Linked DNA regions of Homo sapiens: all the other regions are linked to region 1. Evidence: chromatin contacts called from ENCODE Hi-C or POLR2A ChIA-PET data. All regions are on one chromosome and are shown on one strand. Each heading gives the region's core, a stretch centred on a gene start or an enhancer-like site at or near the end of the contact. The rest is flanking DNA. Distances are from core to core; before and after follow the strand shown.

Evidence for each region. Hi-C counts contacts between places; a loop is a spot of excess contacts on that map. ChIA-PET counts read pairs that join two places held with the same protein, here RNA polymerase II (POLR2A). Pooled maps may share reads with other maps.
Region 2: a loop to region 1 is called in a pooled map, with 11 times the contacts of the local background. The contact joins the promoter of PSMB4 here to the promoter of MCL1 in region 1. A Hi-C loop is called at or near these places in 4 of 50 pooled maps. POLR2A ChIA-PET finds 5 or more read pairs at or near these places in 2 of 52 experiments (PC-3 and activated B cell).
Region 3: a loop to region 1 is called in a map with no recorded cell type, with 21 times the contacts of the local background. The contact joins the promoter of ZNF687 here to the promoter of MCL1 in region 1. A Hi-C loop is called at or near these places in 8 of 37 single-sample maps with no recorded cell type and 10 of 50 pooled maps. POLR2A ChIA-PET finds 5 or more read pairs at or near these places in 2 of 52 experiments (B cell and BJ).
Region 4: a pooled map shows a loop between it and region 1 (4-fold over the local background). The contact joins the promoter of OTUD7B here to the promoter of MCL1 in region 1. A Hi-C loop is called at or near these places in 1 of 37 single-sample maps with no recorded cell type and 1 of 50 pooled maps. POLR2A ChIA-PET finds 5 or more read pairs at or near these places in 3 of 52 experiments (Panc1, activated B cell and endothelial cell of umbilical vein).

The regions. Positions count from the first base shown.
Region 1 is chr1:150,576,485-150,581,583 of GRCh38, forward strand. It overlaps MCL1 (MCL1 apoptosis regulator, BCL2 family member), which reads right to left and starts at 3,126. Exons shown (of 3, transcript NM_021960.5): 1 at 2,359-3,126; 2 at 1,760-2,007; 3 at 1-1,007. The coding sequence starts at 3,046. The coding sequence ends at 891. LOC107985203 (a long non-coding RNA gene) reads left to right here and starts at 3,346. Exons shown (of 3, transcript NR_186818.1): 1 at 3,346-3,735. RefSeq lists enhancers at 1,384-2,583, 1,544-2,262, 2,263-2,980, 3,029-3,323 and silencers at 2,897-3,026, 3,097-3,436.
Region 2 is chr1:151,396,122-151,401,220 of GRCh38, forward strand. PSMB4 (proteasome 20S subunit beta 4) reads left to right here and starts at 3,452. Exons shown (of 7, transcript NM_002796.3): 1 at 3,452-3,606; 2 at 3,860-4,066; 3 at 4,321-4,467; 4 at 4,643-4,724. The coding sequence starts at 3,467. RefSeq lists enhancers at 2,809-3,531, 3,132-3,181, 3,532-4,253 and a silencer at 4,022-4,179.
Region 3 is chr1:151,279,241-151,284,339 of GRCh38, forward strand. It overlaps ZNF687 (zinc finger protein 687), which reads left to right and starts at 3,059. Exons shown (of 9, transcript NM_020832.3): 1 at 3,059-3,155. ZNF687-AS1 (ZNF687 antisense RNA 1) reads right to left here and starts at 2,689. Exons shown (of 2, transcript NR_135595.1): 1 at 2,303-2,689; 2 at 784-1,018. RefSeq lists silencers at 1,939-2,279, 2,961-3,240, 3,521-3,680 and enhancers at 2,022-2,906, 2,401-2,600, 2,631-2,860, 2,907-3,792, 4,101-4,170.
Region 4 is chr1:150,007,708-150,012,806 of GRCh38, forward strand. OTUD7B (OTU deubiquitinase 7B) reads right to left here and starts at 3,019. Exons shown (of 12, transcript NM_020205.4): 1 at 2,741-3,019. It overlaps LOC124904413 (a long non-coding RNA gene), which reads left to right and starts at 4,756. Exons shown (of 3, transcript XR_007066598.1): 1 at 4,756-4,818. RefSeq lists enhancers at 1,764-2,646, 2,011-2,060 and silencers at 2,581-2,870, 3,131-3,180.

The sequences.
Region 1 (5,099 bases), core at 1,876-4,375:
AGTCTGCATACAGTTACACATCAATTCGTTCTGTATACACTCTAGAACTGAACAGAACAAAGTTTAGCATAGAAAAGCTGTAAGAAACAGGTTCCTAATTACGGAAGTTGCAAAGTTCAAAAGGGTATGAAAAAAACTAATGTAAATTCGATACTTCCTTCGTTTCAAAGAAATAGACTTTCTGTAAAAATATATACAATTTTTACAAATACATTTACAAGCTGTCTTAAGAATTGAGGATATCCATATTCATAACTAATTACTGAGCCTTCCGTCAAGTATTATTGGTGATAAACTAGGCTAATAAAGTAAGAATCATGGAAACCAAGCCAAAGTATAACAGGTATAAAAGTCCTGAACACTTGGACTTTCTAAGAAGTATACTGGGAAAGCTAATTAGAGAGAGGAAAAGCTTCCCTTGTACAGTACTGAGGCTTACAGTCATAGTTCTATTACTTGTAACTTTTACACAGGTCACTGGCATTCTTAGTGCTTCTCTTAACACTACAGTAAATTAATGAATTCGGCGGGTAATCAATTCTATGACTTGCCTGGCTACTGGCCACTTTCCTGTTCTCAACAAGGAAATTAAGTCTTTCCACCCTACCATCTTCACTAAATCTAAAAGTCCTCCTCCATAGCTTCCCAAACAAAGTTTGTTTGTTGCTGAAACTGAACTTTGCTTCTTTCAGACAGTGACTCTTCAATCAATGGGGAGCACTCTTCCCATGTATTTATTCTTGTTAGCCATAATCCTCTTGCCACTTGCTTTTCTGGCTAGGTTGCTAGGGTGCAACTCTAGGAAGTTACAGCTTGGAGTCCAACTGCATAAACTGGTTTTGGTGGTGGTGGTGGTTGGTTAAAAGTCAACTATTGCACTTACAGTAAGGCTATCTTATTAGATATGCCAAACCAGCTCCTACTCCAGCAACACCTGCAAAAGCCAGCAGCACATTCCTGATGCCACCTTCTAGGTCCTCTACATGGAAGAACTCCACAAACCCATCCTAGAAAACAAAAAAGAAAAGCACATTTTCAAGTATGGGTTTCTGCTCTCTTACAACACTACTATCCAGAGAGAAGGTAAATTAAAATATCTAAGGTTTCCCCCTAAAGCAATAGTAAACCAATTATTATTCACCCCGGGGCAAAAAAAGAAAATAAGTTCTTCAGTTTCTTAAGCGGGGACCCATGATAATTAAACTTCATTTTACAGTACTATCTTGGTCTTATTAGGATTTATCCTAACAAAAGGACTTCCAGAGTTCCCATGAGGTAAAAGACGAAAACCCTTATTCTCAAATCTCCACCACCTAATATTTCAGTAACGCCTCAATTGCGCAGATCAGTTTTTCTCAACGTAGTTAAGTACATCCTGCATCAGATCTGGGTTTGTTTAAAACGCAGGCTCCACCCCATATCTTCTCCATTAAAACAGGCACCGCCTTAGGAATTATTTCAGCTATCCTCCCCTGGTGACTTATTTTTTCATGGTTTGAATCCACTGAAGAGTATTCAACTGAATTGGAACAAAAAATTGCCTAGAGAAAACCAAGATTTTTGATACAATTCAAGACCGCCATACCACTATCTCTAAGGATCCACTACTTAAATCAACATCAAATAAACAATGGTCCTTTAGTTAGAGCCTGCAAACAGCCGTGCGTCATAAAAACCTTTAGATATCCCCACCTCTCTAAAAAAAATCCTTCATTCTACTTCCACTCCAAGGCCCCTTTCATCCTTAAGGCAAACTTACCCAGCCTCTTTGTTTAACTAGCCAGTCCCGTTTTGTCCTTACGAGAACGTCTGTGATACTTTCTGCTAATGGTTCGATGCAGCTTTCTTGGTTTATGGTCTTCAAGTGTTTAGCCACAAAGGCACCAAAAGAAATGAGAGTCACAATCCTGCCCCAGTTTGTTACGCCGTCGCTGAAAACATGGATCATCACTCGAGACAACGATTTCACATCGTCTTCGTTTTTGATGTCCAGTTTCCGAAGCATGCCTGAGAAAGAAAAGCATGCAGGTCCTCACGGCCTCCTTTGTCTAAACCGGCGCAAGATTCGCCTGCCCACCCGCGGCGGGAAAATCGCTACTGGGATTTACAGAACTCAGGTTGACCCCACTTGAAATTGACATCCCACCCTTTCCGGTCTTTGAACAAGAGCTGCCATTTCCAAAAGAATCAAGATGGGCGGAAACAATGACTCATGGCCAGAATATTCTGGCTTCAGGAATAGGATGAGACACGTTTCAACACTGACTCGTTTCGGTTTCCAACCCACCCTTGGCGGGTGAGTCCGGGGAGAGATGGAAAAAAGGGAGTGAGGCCTTGGCGATTAATGAACCCCCTTACCTTGGAAGGCCGTCTCGTGGTTGCGCTGCACGCCATCCCCAACCCGTCGTAAGGTCTCCAGCGCCTTCCTGCTGGTGGCCCCAGACCTGCCCATTGGCTTTGTGTCCTTGGCGCCGGTGGCCTGCTCCCGAAGGTACCGAGAGATAATCTCCAGCGACTGCCGGTACAACTCGTCCTCCTCCTCCTCTGCTGGCGGCGGCGTCGAGGGTAGTGACCCGTCCGTACTGGTGTTATTACCAGATTCCCCGACCAACTCCAGCAGCGGCAGGACAGCCGGCCGCTTCCCGAGAGGCTCCGGCTCGTACCCGTCCAGCTCCTCTTCGGGCGACATGATGGCGTCAGCGGCCGGGGCTTCCATCTCCTCAAGCGGCGCCGCGCGGCGGGTGGGCGCGAAGAAAAGCAGCCTCGCGGGGGTCGCGGTGACGTCGGGGACCTCGGCGCCAATGGGCGGCGGCCGCGCGACCCTCCGGGAGTCTGGCGTGAGGGTGGACGGGGGGCTTGCGCCGGCGCTTCCGCCAATCACCGCGCCGGCCTCCCCTCCCCCTATCTCTCGCCGGGCCGAGGCCTCCTTCTCCGTAGCCAAAAGTCGCCCTCCCGGGCGGGTGGCGCCGCCGCTGCCGGCCCCCAAGCCGGCCCCCCCACAGTAGAGGTTGAGTCCGATTACCGCGTTTCTTTTGAGGCCAAACATTGCCAGTCGCCGCCGCCGCCTGGCTGAGAAAACTGGGGAAGACCCCGACTCCTTACTGGAAGGAAGCGGAAGTGAGAAGTGGCGAGCAGCTCCTTTATCACGGTTTTAGGGCGGCCAGTCCTACGGGGTGGCGCCAGCGAACTCTTTTTTTTTAAAAAAAGTATTCCCATAAAAGGGGAAAGGGGCGGCAGCTTCCGGAGGGTTGCGCACGGCACCTACCAGCTGCCCGGCCGGGCCGGGGCGGGGCCGGGGCCGGGGCCGGGGCCGGGGCCTGAGCCGGGGCCTGAGCGGGGCCTTCCGGTCTTCGGAGGCTCTGAGTGCCGGTTACGTAACGGCGGCTCCGAGCGCCTGGGGTCCTCCCAGAGCTCCTGGGCTCGAGCTCTTTCCATGAGCACCTCGGGCCTTCTCGTGGCTACCTCTGTGCTTCCCTGAGACCTGATTTGTGAGCCCTTTTTGCTGGTTTTCGCCAGAGGTTTTTTACCAAATCAAAATTTCAACCATTGACTAACACAGGGGTTGAAGGAAGAGGACGGGGAAGTTCAGTGATGGATGGGAACAACAGTCTTAGATGATAGGGATAATTAAGAGGGCATAGTTGGGGACTTGTGGTTATTTTGCACAGCTCTCTACTCTCAGTCCAATGTTTGGAAATGAGGATGCTCCACGTGCTACCCTAAAGAACCATTTATGTAAGTGGACTAAGCTAAAACTGCCACAGCTAAACTATTCCTGCCTCCCTGCTTGCTTCTCCCATCTCTGTTCCATAGTCTTTGGTGCTATTTACATATAGGCCTTAATCCATTAGAATCTCGTCTGAGAGTCTTGACACCATTTTTTGTTTGTTTTGAGACAGTCTAGCTCTGTTGCCCAGGCTGGAGTGCAGTGGGGCGATCTCGGCTCACTACAAGCTCCACTTCCCACGTTCAGACGATTCGGTACCTCAGCCTCCCGAGTAGCTGGGATTACAGGCGTGCGCCACCACATCTGGCTAGTTTTTGTATTTTTGGTAGAGATGGGGTTTTCACGATGTTGGCCAGGCTGGTCTCGAACTCATGGCCTCAAGTGACCTGCCTGTCTCGGCCTCCCAAAGTGCTGAGATTACAGCTGTGAGCCACCTCGCCCAGCTGATTATTGTATTTTTAGTAGAGATGTGTTTCATGCGCGTCTGTGTGAAGACACCACCAAACAGGCTTTGTGTGAGCAACATGGCTGTTTATTTCACCTGGGTGCAGGCGGGCTGAGTCCGAAAAGAGAGTCAGCAAAGGGTGATGGATTATCATTAGTTCTTACAGGTTTTGGGATAGGTGGTGAAGTTGAGAGCAATGTTTTGTGGGCAGGGGTGGATCTCACAAAGTACATTCTCAAGGGTGGGGAGAATTACAAAGAACCTTCTTAAGGGTGGGGGAGATTACAAAGTACATTGATCAGTTCGGGTGGGGCAGAAACAAATCACAATGGTGGAATGTCATCAGTTAAGGCTATTTTTACTTCTTTTGTGGATCTTCAGTTACTTCAGGCCATCTGGATGTATACGTGCAAGTCACAGGGGATGCGATGGCTTGGCTTGGGCTCAGAGGCCTGACAATGTGGTTTCACCATGTTGGCCAGGCTGGTCTCAAACTCCTGGCCTCAGGTGATCCACCTGCCTCAGCCTCTTAAAGTGCTGGGATTACAGGTGTGAGTCACTGCACCCAGCTGACACCATTTATTTTTGTACTGATAATAAGGCACATTTGACTCTAGAGGTTTGTAAAGCCCTTGAGAACAAGGATCTTCTTATATGCCATGTATGTTAGTTAACGTTAATTAAAGCAGCCTTTTTGTTAAAAGATCTGTAAAAATAATAGCTAAAATTCAAAAGCAAGGTGCTGAGAGACATAGGAAAGGTGAGCAAGCTCACTTTTTATTTATTTTTTTGAGATGAGGTCTTGCCCTGTCACCCAGGCTGGAGTGCAGTGGCACCATCAGTGCTCATTGCTGCCTCAACCTCCTGGGCTGAAGTGATCCTCCCACCACAGCCTCGCGAGTAGCGAGGAACACAGGTGCATGCCCC
Region 2 (5,099 bases), core at 2,202-4,701, 820 kb after region 1:
CAAGAAAGAATCCTTAACTGTATTGGAGTTGAAGGTTCAAATCCCATTCTCTTAAAAAGTGGAGTAGTGGCCCGGGCACGTTGGCTGACGCCTGTAATCCCAGCACTTTGGGAGGCCAAGGCGGGCAGATCACCTGAAGTCAGGAGTTCGAGACCAGCTTGGCCAACATGGTGAAACTCCATCTCTACCAAAAATACAAAAATTAGCCAGGCATGGTGGTGGGCACCTATAATCCCAGCTACTCAGGAGGCTGAGGCAGGAGAATTGCTTGAACCCGGGAGGTGGAGGTTGCAGTGGGCCAAGATGTCTTATGTCTTGTTCTCACGGTTCTCACGTTCTTTTGAATATTGCATCATCAGTAGTTAGCAGTTTGCTTTCTCTGACATCCTACTCTCAGGAGGGATGACTCTGGATCCTCTCATTTAAAAAATTATTTTATATATAGATAAAATATATAGCTATATTACCCCACCGGTAACATAGCTTCTAAAAGCTCAGGGTCACATCCCTGAGGTGACCCTCTCCTGCCTTAAAGTGTCTGCCTGAGAAAACTCAAGGCTGCCAAAATAATTTACTTTGTTCCAGCCAATACCTGAGAATAGGCCAGGGGCAGTGGCTCACGCCTGTAATCCCAGCACTTTGGGTGGGCAGCTTTCTTTCTCTCTCTTTCGTTCTTCCTTTCCTTCCTTTCCTTTCCCTCCCTCCCTCTCTCTCTTCTCTTCCTTCCTTCCTTTCCTTTTCCTTCCTTTCCTTTCCCTTCCTTTCTTTCTTCCTTTCTTTTTCTTTCTGTCTGTCTCTCTTTCCTTTCTTTCTTTCCTTCCTTCCTTTCCTTTCCTTCTTTCCTTTCTTTTCTTTCCTTTTTTTGAGACAGCGTTTCGTTAGTTCTGTCACTCAGGCTGGAGTGCAGTGGTGCAATCTTGGCTCACTGCAACCTCTGTCTCCTGGGTTCAAACAAATCTCCTGCCTCAACCTCCCAAGTACCTGGGATTACAGGCGTGTGCCACCACACCCGGCTAATTTTTGTATTTTTTGTAGAGATGGGGTTTCATCACGTTGGCCATGCTGGTCTTGAATTCCTGACCTCAGGTGATCCGCCCATCTAAGTCTCCCAAAGTCCTGGGATTACAGGCATGAGCCACCGCGCCCGGCCTGAGGTGGGCAGATTTCTTGAGCTCAGGAGTTTGAAACTAGCCTGGGCAACATGGTGAGATCTCTCCTGGTCTCTACAAAAAAATACAAAAATTAGGCCGGTCGTGGTGTCTCACGCCTGTAATTCCATCACTTTGGGAGGCTGGGGTGAGAGGATTACCTGAGGTCAGGAGTTTGAGACCAACCTGGCCAGTGTGATGAAACCCCATCTCTACTAAAAATACAACAACAACAACAAAAAAAAAATTAGCTGGGCATGGTTGTGCACCCCTGTAATCCCAGCTACTGAGGAGGCTGAGGCTGGAGAATCGCTTGAACCAGGGAGGCGGAGGCTGCTTTGAGTTGAGATCGTGCCACTGCACTCCAGCCTGTGCAACAGAGCAAGACTCCCTCTCAAAATAAGAAAAAAAGAAAAAAAACAAAAACAAAAATTAGCCGGGTGTGGCATCTGTAGTCCCCAGCTACTCGAGAGGTTGCAGCTGGAGGATCGCTGGAGCCGGGGAGGCAAGGGTCGCAGTGAGCCGAGATCATGCCACTGCACTCCAGCCTGGGTGACAGAGCCAGACCTTGTCTCAAAAAACAAACAAACAAAAGACACCTAAGGACAGTGTTGAGGATGGTATCCTCACCAGTCTCTGTGGGAGGATGGAATCCTAACTTCCATAAATGCCAGCTAGCAGACATCATTGACCTAAGCACATTTACATTGACTAATTCTGTAAATGTTCACTTCCCTGACTCTACTGACCCTCTGTCTCACTGTCCCCTAACCTCATTTTCCCTATAAAATACCCATTACTTGCATACAAATTGCAGTTGAGTTCAGTTCATGCTGAACTGTTTTTCCTTATTGTAGTAGTTATTACTGATTGAAATCTGTCCTTTCCACTTTAGTGTCCGGCTTTGTTTATCTTTGACAAAATTCACCAGTTTGATTCAAGACAGTTTCCAGCCCCTGCTATGGAGTTACACTGAGAAGGAAACCCCTGGAATTTAGTTTCACCCCTACACTTCCAATGGAATTTTTCTGTTTCTTTAGAGGTGGGCAAGGGCCCTTGACAATAAGGAAACTTTCAGACTTGTCTAAGGTCCCACAGAGAGTGCTTGATCCACCTGAGCTATCACACCCCACAGGGTATACACAAGTGTATTCTTTTTTTTTTTTTTTTTTTTTTTTTTTTTGTGACAGGGTCTCGCTCTGTTGCCCAGGCTGGAGTGCAGTGGCGCCACCTTGGCTCACTGCAACCTCCCTCGGGTTCAGGCGATTCTCCCACCTCACCCTCCCAAGTAGCTGGAATTACAGGCCTGGCTAATTTTTTGTTTTGTTTTGTTTTGTAGAGGTGAGGTCTCACCATGTTGCCAAGGCTGGTCTTGAATTCCTGGGTTCAAGTGATCCTCCCGTCTTGGCCTCCCAAAGTTCTGGGATTACAGGCATGAGCCACCGCACCCGGCCCTGATTCCTTTTTTTATTCTAGCTTCAAGATTCAGTTCTACCGTTATCGGCTGTGTGACTGGGTAAATCACTACACCGCAAGCCTCGGTTTCCTATTTACCAAATGGGTCGAATAATGCCTGCCACATGGGGCTGCTCTGAGGAGTACAGATGTAAGAGATCCTGTGTTCACTGATATTTTCATGTGGGCTTTTTGATAATGATACAAAAGGAACATGAGAACTGTGACTTCTAGGCCGGGCGAGGCGGCTTACTCCTGTAATCCCAGCACTTTGGGAGTCCGAGGCAGGCGGATCACCTGAGATCCGGAGTTCGAGACCAGCCTGGCCAACATGGTGAAACCCCATCTCTAGCAAAAATACAAAAAATTAGCCAGGCGTGGTGGCAGGCGCCTGTAATCCCAGCTACTCGGGAGGCTAAGGCACGAGAATCGCTTGAATCTGGGAGGCGGAGGTTGCAGTGAGCCGAGATCGCGCCACTGCATTCCAGCCTGGGGGCCAGAGCGAGACTCCGTCTCAAAAAAATAAAAAATAAAATAAAAAATTGTGACGTCTCACTCAGGATCAGCGTCTTTAAGTGGCCACCTCCCCACCCCACCTTCATGCCTCCCTCCTCCTTGAATCGTGTGTTAGAACGCTGTGATCTGGTCCAAACTCCACGGAGATGCGATGCGATGCGAAGCGATGTTGGGCAATTTCAACTCCCTGTCTCGGTCGCCACCTAGGATTACTGCATGTTCAGCTACGACCTCATCAACATGGCTGCTGGAAGTCGTCTACAGGAAAAAGAAAGAAATGACACTGAAGGATCACTTCCGCTTCCGTTGGCGCAAGCGCTTTCATTTTTTCTGCTACCGTGACTAAGATGGAAGCGTTTTTGGGGTCGCGGTCCGGACTTTGGGCGGGGGGTCCGGCCCCAGGACAGTTTTACCGCATTCCGTCCACTCCCGATTCCTTCATGGATCCGGCGTCTGCACTTTACAGAGGTCCAATCACGCGGACCCAGTAAGTTCTCGGCGCTTTCGTTTGCGTAGCGGGAGGGACCGTGGGGCCTGGTGCTGCCGGCTGGTTTTGAGAGCCCGGGAAGGTGAGGCGGGGACCCCGGGGGCGCGCGAACGGCAGGGGAGCTCAGGGCGCGGAGTCCTGGAGAATGCAGAATAATTGGAAGGAATTATAGAAAATCAGAAGCGCAGCTCAGTGCGCGGAAAGAGGGCGCAGTCCATCCCCCCTCTCAGCTCCCACCGTTCTCACTCTTTAGGAACCCCATGGTGACCGGGACCTCAGTCCTCGGCGTTAAGTTCGAGGGCGGAGTGGTGATTGCCGCAGACATGCTGGGATCCTACGGCTCCTTGGCTCGTTTCCGCAACATCTCTCGCATTATGCGAGTCAACAACAGTACCATGCTGGGTGCCTCTGGCGACTACGCTGATTTCCAGTATTTGAAGCAAGTTCTCGGCCAGATGGTGTAAGTCATCCAGAGAACAGGAGAGTGGTTCCCAAGTAGAGAGGGGAGTCCCCTGTTTTTTATTCCCTTCGATGGGATGGGGGGACTTGTTGCAGCGGGGGACTGGAAGAGTTGTTGGAGGTGGGCGATCTGTGTTTGCAATAAAGTTTTTGGCATTAGGTGTAAAATGGGGGAAGGTGTGGTAACTTCTTTTGGGGATGGGTGGAGACCCCGACTTAATTCTCTCCCTTTTCTCACAACCAATTCCTTTTAAGGATTGATGAGGAGCTTCTGGGAGATGGACACAGCTATAGTCCTAGAGCTATTCATTCATGGCTGACCAGGGCCATGTACAGCCGGCGCTCGAAGATGAACCCTTTGTGGAACACCATGGTCATCGGAGGCTATGCTGATGGAGAGAGGTTCATATGAATACAAATAACTTATTTCCTTTACCACCCAACCTAGTACCTGTGTAGTATCTCTTCTGTCTCTTCTCCCCAAGTGAATCCCACTTTAACTCAGACCCCATGGTCCCCTTCTTCAGCTAAGATGAATCTAAGGTGAAATGAGTTTTGACCCATTGTGTCCTGTTAGCTTCCTCGGTTATGTGGACATGCTTGGTGTAGCCTATGAAGCCCCTTCGCTGGCCACTGGTTATGGTGCATACTTGGCTCAGGTAAGTAGTAAGTCTAGAGGTGGGGGAAAGGGAAGACAAAAGGAAATGGATTAGTGGTTGTCTGCTTTTCTCCTGAAATTCTGATATGAGGGATGGGCTGGGATCGCTATTACTGGGCAGATGGTTTTCTTTGTAGTCTGGGGGCTGTAGGTGTTGACACTGATTCCAGTGACAAGATGACATGACTGGGAGTCAGTAGACATGCAAAGAGAGGACACCCTAGAACTTCTTCCTGAAGTGGCTCTTAGCTTATTTTCTAAGCAGAGTTCATTCTGGTGAGGCAAGAAGTAGAATGTCATCTTTCACTCTAATGCTTTTTATACCATAGATTTGAGACAACTAGCCTGTTATTCAGCCCAATATCCCCCCATGGTT
Region 3 (5,099 bases), core at 1,809-4,308, 700 kb after region 1:
TTCTTTCACTTAGTCATATGCATCGAAGATTCCTCTGTCTTTGCATGGCTTGATAACTCTATTTTATTCCTTGGCAGCTACCATTTCTAATATTTATTGTTTGTCTTCTCTTTAGGAATGTGTGTTTCATGACAGGGCTTCTTGTCTGCTTTGTTCATTGCTACATCTCCAGTACCTGAAATAGTACCTCCTTCCATGGTTGTGGTAAGGACTACGTGAGTTATTAATAATATGTTTATTAATAAAATAAATAAAGTTTTTCTGTGTGTGTGTGTTTTTTTTTTTTTTTTTTTTGAGACAGAGTCTCGCTCTGTCTCCCAGGTTGGAGTGCAGTGGTGCGATCCCGGCTCACTGTAGTTTTGACTTCCTGGACTCAAGCGATCCTTCCATCCCAGCCTCCCCAGTAGCTGGGATCACAGGTGCCTGCCAACACCCCTGGCTAATTTTTTTTTCCAAATATTCTGTAGAGGCAGAGTCCTGCTGTGTTGCACAGGCTAGTCTCGAACTCCAGGGCTCAAGTGAGCTACCCACCTAGACTTCTCAAAGTGCTGGGATTACAGGCGTGAGCCCCCCAAAATATTATGTGTATATGAGTAGTAATTGTTATTCCGCATAGGGAGACCAGAAGAGGAGGTGGAAATGGAATGCCGGTTGGTTACATCGGGTTAGGGACCTTTAATTAGTTGCTCAGAGAAGGAACAGCACCTGAGCAAATGCACAGGATGCAAGGCTCCGGGAGAAAGGGCACACTAATCCCAACTGCCAATTACTTTACAAAGCGTGTTTACATTCTAAACTCATTTAATTCTCACAAAAATAATATTGTCAGGTGGGTATTATAATCCCCGTTTTACTCATGAGAAAACAGGATCTGGGAGGTTGAGCGACTTGCCCATTGCGACCATAGGGCAAGTGGTGGCTCCAGGATTCCCATCCAGAAGTTCTGATTCATACTTCAAAGGAGCTCGGAAACTCTCCGGGTGCGCCGGGGAGTCCTGGTTCCGGTGTCCTGGGACTCCTGGGCAGGGTAACGAAACCACTTTTAAAAACTTTGCCGGGCCCGGTGGGTCACATCTGTAATCCCAGCACTTTGGGAGGCCAAGGCGGATGGATGATTTGAGGTCAGGAGTTCGAGACCAGCCTGGCCAATGCGGTGAAACCCCGTCTCTACTAAAAATACAAAAATGGCCGGCCGCGGTGGCTCATGCCTGTAATCCCAGCACTTTGGGAGGCCGAGGCGGGCGGATCACGAGGTCAGGAGATCAAGACTATCCTGGCTAACACGGTGAAACCCCGTCTCTACTAAAAACACAAAAAATTAGCCGGGCATTGTGGAGAGCGCCTGCAGTCCCAGCTACTCGGGAGGCTGAGGCAGGAGAATGGCGTGAACCCGGGAGGCGGAGCTTGCAGTGAGCCGAGATCGCGCCACTGCACTCCAGCCTGGGCGACACAGCGAGACTCCGTCTCAAAAAAAAAAAAAAAAGAAAAAAACAAAAATTAGCCGGGCGGGTAGTGTCGCACACCTGTAATCCCAGCTGGTCGGAAGGCTGAGGCAGGAGAATTGCTTGAGCCTGGGAGACGGAGGTTGCCGTGAGCCGAGATCCCGCCACTGCACTCCAGTCTGGACGACAGAATGAGGCCCCGTTTCAAAAAATAAAAAATAAAAAACTTCGCCAAGGTAGGGAGTAGTGGCTCACGTCTGTAGGATTGCTTGAGACCAGCCTGGGCAACATGGCAAAACCCTGTCTCTTCAAAAAATAAAAAAGTTAGCAGGGCGATTTGGCGCTCACTTGTAGTCCCAGCTACTCAGGAGGCTGAGGCGGGAGGATCACTGGAGCCTGGGAGGTTGAGGCTGCAGTCAGCCGTGATCGCGCCACTGTGCTCCCGCCTGGGCAGCAGAGTGAGGCTCTGCCTCAAAAAAATTAATTAAAAAATAAAAACACGCCGTTAACGAGCGGCTGCGTGCGCGAGGTGGCACACTGGGCTTGCATACGAATTCTGCCAGTGAGTGCTATTAGAGCATCAAGGAGATTCATTTTCCGAGCGACTCCTCCCTTTCCCCCGCCTCCAGGGGGCGTGGCAACAAAGCGCGGGAAAACTCGACCTTGACCCCACCCCCACTCCATGCTGGGGGCGGGGAAAAGGGGAGCCCTTAAATGGGAAATGGAGCTGGCGGTTCCCCCCCCAGCCCATACTTAGGACGCCTATCAGTTGCTCCTTTAATGCCTCTTTGGAAATGGCCCGGCCACGCCAGCACTCCTACGTCACCTCCCCCGCTTCCGGTCCGCGAGCCCTTCCCAACCTTTAGGTCCCGATTCCTTCCATGCTCCAAATCCCGTGCCCCGTCCACGCCCTCCCGCAGAGGGAGGAGCGACGGGTTACGCTGTCGCCCAGGAGCTGAACCGCGCGAGGACCCCATCCATCAGATTATATGGCGATTTAGACGGTGGGAAGACCGCAAGGAAATGGTCAGCGGATGACGTAATGTTTGGGGTGGCGTCCCATTCTGTAACTTCTGTACGGCATCAGTGACACGGGTTTAGCTTGAAACAGCGCAAAAGGACCTACACTTCTGTGCTCCACTCCGACTCAATGCGGTTCTGCTCTCAGTGCCCACCACACAGAAGCTGGGTTCCTTACATTCGCGAAAGTGAACTGCAGCTTCAAGCTTCGAGCGGCCAGTAGGGAGCGAGGGGCGGAGACGCACCTGGGTGCTCCCCCTTCCAGTAGGCAAGCTGGGAAGCAGGCTGGCTTCTTTCTAAGCGACAGTGGCGGAGGCCAATCGTTTACGAGACTCGTAGATGGGGCAGACGGACCCCGGCGCAGCCAATGGGGAGAGGTATCTTCAGAGGGCCTCGGCCCCTTGCCCAATGAGCATAAGAGGACTGTGCGGGGCTAGTTCCGAGCGGCAGTATTTAGGGCCAACCCAGTGCGGGGCTGGAAGGGGCACAGGGCTGAGCGACGGGGGCAAGGGCCAATGGCGAGTGCGAAAACGGGCAGCCCAGACCTGGAGCGCGGAGGGAGGAGAGGGAGTGGGGAGGCCGAACCGGAGAGAAGCAGGAAGTAGCGGCGGCCGCGGGGAGGGCGGCGGTGGCTGCAGCGGCTGGAGCGGGGTAGAGACCGCCGGGTCTCGGCCCGCACCAGGAGCGGAACAAGTAAGCGTGCCTGGGGTAAATACCCGCCCTTGGCTCCGCCCCCTTGGGGGGGGCGGGTAAATACCCCCGCCCCTCCCCCACTTGGTCAACTACCCCCTTCTCCGCGCCGCCCCCTGGGGCGGCTTCTAGGAAGGCCCAGACACCGCCTCCATCCATTGGGGCGGATGGGCGAAACTCCTGGCCTGTTGTAAGCACAGTCCGTAGCCGGGTAAACCCCCAGGAGGGTCGAGAACCCCAGGTCCTGGCGCCCCCGGCTCGAGAGGCACCCGAAGTGCGGCCCGGAGATTGAAGGCTGCGGGATGTCGCGACCTAAAATGGTGTCCGTTCCCGGGGATGGGGGCGGGGGACCTGGGCCAGGCCGGAGCAGAACCTGCACCCCGACTGGGTGCGGGTCAGCGTCCGGGCCCGGGCAAGACTCAGGCTTGCGCCCCCGGCCCCCTGCGCACCCCCCGATCAGTCTCCAGTCTCTAGCGAGCCTCCGGGAGTGCGCGGCGGGAGGAGGCTCCGCTGCGCCCGGAGGGGAGGGGACGAGGTCCGAGTTGGGACGGACCCCAGCTAGAGAGCTGAGAGTCGCGCAGAGACCGTCCCCTCTCTCCTCCCCTCTTTCCAGCTCCCCACCCTATCCTGTGTAGTCCTGGGTCCCCAGGTGCTGCGCAGCAGCTCCCAAAGGGCCTGGCCTGGCTGAGGCCCGGCCTTCGCTTCGCACGCCGGTGCGAGTGAGAGAAGGGCCGCGCGCCTCAGTTTCCCTTGTAGTTTCTCATGTGTACACCCCGCCCCCTCCTCGAAACCCAGGACTTGCTCCCCGCGCCAGCCCTCGGCAGATGGCAGGGACTTAATTCCGTCTGCTACCCAGCTTGGCCTCAACCTAATCGCCGCCAGCCCCTCGCCCTCCTCTGCGCTGCAGGCCTTGGGCCCGGGCAAAGGTCAGTGGAGCCCCCACTCGACCTGGGCCTGTTCAGCCTCTTCCTGTTCAGCCTCTTTGGCTTTTGGGGAACCACAGAGGGAAAGGGGGCGGGGGAGATAGGAGCCCTAGAGACAGGGCTCAGCAGTCGCAGGAAGGCCTGATCCTCCTTGGCTTGAGCTTGGCGGCTTGCTTGGTCGACTGTCTGCTCTGGGTGGGTGGCCATCGGATGACCTCTAAGTCACTGGGGCACCCAAGAGGGAGGTGGCTGGCGGGGTGTGGGGGCGGGTGAGTTCGCAGGTGTTTTCTCCTAGTCCCCGCTGGTCTTCGTTGTAGCAGTCCACTTTTCTGAGTACCTGAGTGGAAGGTAGCTCAGGCCTCTGGTCAGGAGGGAACCAGGCTTAGGAGCCAGGCCTATAGAGACAAGGGTTTTTGTTTAAACCCAGATTCTGCAGAATTGAATAGGGTGGGGGTGAGGGGAGGACTCCCCCTTTGGTTTTGCCCCCACCCCAACCTTGGTCCCAGCAATCCCAGCTGCCACTTGCTGGGACTGTCTCTAGTTACAGTCTGAAGACTGGAGAGAGGTGGGAGAGCTGGCTGGGAAATGGCCTGCAACCTGGGCAGGGAATGGATAGGGATAGACTCTTTAGTTGCTTCTTCGTAGATACAGAAACACTCATGGGGAGACACTGGTAGGGGACAGACCTGGGTCTCCCACAAACTCTGAGCTGGCCTGCTTGTTGGATTAGTGCCACATAATTCTTGTGGGATTTTTAATTTTATTTTTTGCACTTGGCCAGGTTGAGGCTAGGTGAAACTTCCTGGGCTACTGTTGCCACAGGAAAATGGAAAGGGTGAGGAGTTAAAGTTAGGGGATGGAATGGGGTGAGGAGCTTGGAGCAGAAATGATGGGTGAGGGTTGAGGGAGCCTGGCTTTTTCCCACTGTGGCAGCTGTGCTGGAGAAATGTGTATGTATCTTGGGAGTTTTAGCCTCGGGAAAGCAAGATGGGGAGGGGTGGAGAAGGAAGGGCTGGCTAGGGGA
Region 4 (5,099 bases), core at 1,769-4,268, 570 kb before region 1:
TCTATTATATTAAAAAGTCAACTGAATTCAGGCATTCATGAGAAAAACTGCCCTGTATCTATCTTCCAGTTACACAAATTTTTAATTACCTGAATTTATCAGAGGCTACAAAAAAGATTCCACAGTCTGCTATTCCACAGCTCCTAAGTTCCCATAGGAAAGATACTGCTGAGGTCACATTTCAAAGCGCTGTTTAAGGATTTTCCCTTTGGTGGGATGAGTGTTTAGGGTAAGGAGAGTGCTACTCATACACACATACACCCACACTATAATGGCCAGTGTCTTTTAGCATGCTTAAGATACTCAGGAGCTCCAAAACTTTGACAAGTGGCACTTAGTGCCCTCATAACAATCAGAATACTTATTTTGGTTACATACATTGAATCTCAAAATTGCAAATAAAGCCTCCTGAGAACTAGGAATAGTGGTGGACTACCAGGCAGCTCTCCACTCATTCCTAGGCTTCTTCAACCCCTTTGATCCCCATGCCCTGGAATAAAGTATGCAGTTCAACTTAGGGAGTTGCTAGATGCAGATATAAATAGAATTTACCCAGATATCATCACTAATATTGGCACCAATCAACTCACACAGATCAAAACAATTATTGATCATCAACAGATTCTGGGAAAGGTGTATGTGGTTTTTAAAAATTAGATTTTCGTCTCCAAATTAAGTCGTTTTTTAAATAGGGGTCTCAAAAGAAAGATTAAACAAATAAAGCTTTGGGAAATTTTCCAAGTTGTTGGCAACATAAGGCCACTAAAGGCCACCTAATGATTAGCATTCATTACCAGTCACCGGGCCTTATACAAGTCAGTAGATAGCCAGCTCTTGCTTTGGCAAAGTTTTACATTTTTTTCCGAGGGAGTCTTCAGTATTAAAAGCAAGGAATAAGTCAAATAAGGCAATGACAATAAAAAATTAGTTTGGCACTATCTTCCTTCCATCTTTCCTTCTATCTTGAAAGTGTAATGTCCAAAGCAGATATCTGTTCAATTCTAAATTATTCATGTTAACGGATAATTATTGGCAGAAAGGTGGTGATAATCAAAAATGAGGGTAAAATCGAAAAAATCTATTTTGGTTTTGGAATATATGTTTTCAGCATATTTACCTTCTTAATTATTCCTAGTATGAGCTAATATTTGCATTGATTTGCAATCTCTAAGTACATAGTAACTGGCCACTTTGTCAGGGAGGTGCTCTGAGGCAAGCTGGGTCAATAGTGGAAATTAGAACGGTCGGGGGTATTCAGCCTGCAGAGGAGCAACATCAAGTTCATTTATTTTACAGTTTTGTTCAGCCTTCAAAATATCAATAGACTAGCACAGCAGGTTGGTTACTGAACGTTAAAAGAACTACTTGAAAAACAATGAAGACAAAGCGTATAATTAATTCTTCATTGTTTGCGCATAATGTATTTGTAAGTTATACACAGCAAATATTTAACTACCTCTGATTCTCCCTAGCCACCCAGCTTCCGTCCCTGAAGTCTTCTCCCCATCAGGAATGCAATCTCATTTAGTAGGAAGAAAATTTTCTACATGTTTTCAGAAGTTACATAGCATAGAAACTTTTTTAAATATTTAGGGGTTAGCAACTCTTTGGAGCCAGTCTTACCGCCACCTCTTTCTCTACTCTGTCCTTTTCCACCTTTGAAATAGATTCTGAAAGACAAAGGGATCCAGCCTCCTCAAAAATCTCCTAAATATACAGTACTAGAGGCCAAAGACTGAAAAATTAGCAGCATGTGAATTTCTAAGCAAAGCGTTACGTAGTACGTATAAAAAGATAAGGAAAATAAAAGTCAACGTCCTGCTAATTCTAGGCTTTGCATTCGTGAAAAGCTGCCTGAAAAGTTTGTGGGGAACTTCTTCCATAAAATTCCACCAGTCAGTTTCTAATTTCAAATTTTTACATCTTTATTGTGCCCAGAGAAGCCACCTAGGTTAGACAAGAAAGACTACCACGAGCGGGGAGAAAGAGACTCTGAGCGCTGGTCCTTGTGAGCCGACAAGCTAAAAATACGCCGGCCCAGTAAACAAATCCCATTCCATCCCGACCGGAGCCACACCGTTAACCTAGTAATTATGAGAAGAGTGAGATCACGCAGCCCCCGGCTTACTCATCATCAGCTTCTAAAGTTTCCATCGGCTCATGGCAACTTTTCTTTTTTCTAAAGTTCTTAAGACTGCCCTAGAATCCGTCAACCTCCGTCTCTCTCCCTCTCTCACACACACACACAAACACACACACACACCTTTTTCTCGCCTTTCCTCCATTACTGTATGCACCTTAGTTTGGCTATCAATAGGAAGAATAAGCTTATTTGCTTTTCATTTTAGTATTATATTGAGATTTTAAATGAACTTTATCCTACTGTGGGGATAATACACTGCATCTTAATCACCTTAAAACTCCACCATCCCTCCCGAAAGTCTAGCTGACAAGGGGGGACCGTCCAAACTGGCCAGCACAGCTCAGGAAGGGAGGCCGGGAGCTGGAGAGCGCGGGGTAGGAACGCAGGACGCAGGTGAAAGGGAGGAGGAAAGATCGGGACGAAGCAAGGAGCAGTCAGGGCGAGAAAGGAGTGCCGAGGGGAGATGGCTTCGGGTGAAACAGATTCAGAAAGGAGAAAGGGGACAGTGGCGATCTGAGGAGCAGAGTTTGCGAGTCTGAGAAGCCGGGAGGGGCGGGAGCAGACGGGGGACGGTGTCAGGACGGGGGGCTCCGTTACCCTCGCGGGCTCCCGGGGCAAGGCCCTAGGCCGGGGCGGAGCGCGGGGCCCGGCCGCCTCTCTTCATTCCTCGGCAGTGACCCCGGGGTCCGGCCGGCCCCTCCCCCGACGGCGATGGAGGTGGAGGCGGTGGTGGAGACTGCGACCGCAGCTGTTGCTCCGCACGGGATCTGGAGCTGGAGCCAGAAAGGACTGATCGGGACTGGCCTCCCCCAGTGGCTTTTTGCCCACTCCGCACCCGGTCGCCACTCCGGCTCCGGCGGCTGGTTCAGGATCGGTGGCTTTCTGCTGTCCGGCCGGAAACAGGCGCCAGTTTCCGGCCGGAGCGGGTTGGTGGTGACACCCAGGCCGCCCCCGGGCCTCCTCCCGCTCCGCCCCGTCGCAGCCCCGCCTTTAGCGCCGCTCCCCAGGCTGCGGCCAGTTTGGCGCTTGCCCCGCGCGTGACCCCGTGTTTTCCCGACCCGAGTCCCTAAAGCTCCTGGTCTGGAGCATTCTTGAACAGGAGTTGGAGGAGTACAGGGTGGACTCTTAGGACTCTGGGGTAGAATCAGTTGGCTACAGCCGTTGGGAAGGAGCTGAAAGGGGTGGAGTAGTTGTAGAAAGGTGAGAGAGATGAAAATACTTCAGAATGAAAAGACTGACATTCTAGTAACTCTACACAATCATTCTGGAGTGACCGGAGGAAGATTAGCTTCTTCCACACCAGTCTCCACCCAATTATATATTTCTCTTGTTCCTTCACTCTTGAAGTGAACATATCCTTCTCTGTAAACACTTAATATTTATTTACTTGCATAACAGTGATACCCTGTTGATACATCTGCTTTAGACTGCTAACAGTAAAAAAAACTTACATAGTGCGTTTGTTATGTCTTCTAGTGCGTTTGTTATGTCTTTTAAAACATTATGGCATAATTCAAATATGTATTGTATCCCTGTGATGTGTATCACTGCTCTCAGTGATACAGGGGGATACAAAAATTAACAAGACATAATCCCAGACATCAAAGGTTTTACAATTTAGTAAAATACATAAAACTATATTATATGTAGCAGAACTTGTATGTGTCCTACCTGAGTGACAATGAGCTATGGCTATGAGAACATAATAAGCCATCCTTGTCACATAGTAGACCTTCCATATTTGTTGAATGAATGAATAAGTATTAGGCCTGTGTGGACTGTTTCAAGAAAGAAAGGCCATTTAGTAAATACCTCTTTATGACAAACACAAAACGATGCCAACCCCGGCTATACTCTAACAAAAGACATTTGAAATTTTAATTCAGATTCCTAACATTATAGCACCTGGTCTGCATATTCAAAATAATGTATTGCCTAATTGTGCCCATTATGCCTATGTAAAAACAAATACTCTAGTCAACTTTTCTTTCCCCTCACTTCTTCCTCAGTTTCTAAAGGGGAGGCGTGGGGCATAGGCATTTTAGAATTGTCTAGCTCAGAATAGGAAACTGACACCTGAAACAGGGAAACTTCCTAGACAGCTATATCTCTTAGGGATACACCTGGGTTTACAATCGAAAATTTAGGGCTGGGCCCAAGGCTGTCCACACATGCTAAGGCCAAACAAGTCAGAGTGCCTTGCATGGGGGCATATCCAAGACATACAATAGAGGTTGACAAGTAAAGTCATTTGGCGTGGGCTTCAAGCGTATAAGGGACCACAAATTTTAGCTACCGTTTAGTGGTAAATTTAAGGAGGAGAGCAGGATGAGATTTGGTCACCTAAATTGACTCTAACTGAACTCTAACTGAACTGAACTGGAAGGGTACGGGGGTGGACGCTTGGGACTCTGGGGTAGAATCAGTTGGCTACAGCCGTTGGAAAGGAGCTGAAAAGGGTGTCGTTCTAGAAAGGTGAGAGGGATGAAAATACTTTAGAATGAAAAGACTGAAATTCTAGTAACTCTACACAAACATTCTGGAATGATTGTGACAACAATCACTGACCACACCTACCCTTTGCTAGTTAAATCTGAGATGGGAGCACAGATCTGTAGAAGAGGAGCCTCAAAATCTGAAAGTTGCCTTGTTTCACCACAGCTGTCCAGAACCAGGTTATACCCATATAAATATGTCTTTCTAATCTTAACGCCACTGCCACAGACTTAATAGAACCAGGCGTGGAGCTCAAAGGCACTCTACCCTCAATATAAGACTTTTTCTTTTGGCAGTGACCATAGAAGGTCTCCAGATTTGAAAGCTGGGCCAAGTTGCTGGTCAAAGTCATTTAAGTGACCACACTTTATAGGCTTGCCTGGAAATTTAGGGGCCAGGAAGTGATGGGGTCACAGTTGCTTTGTGCCTATTTCTTGCTCTGACCATCCATCATTCATTG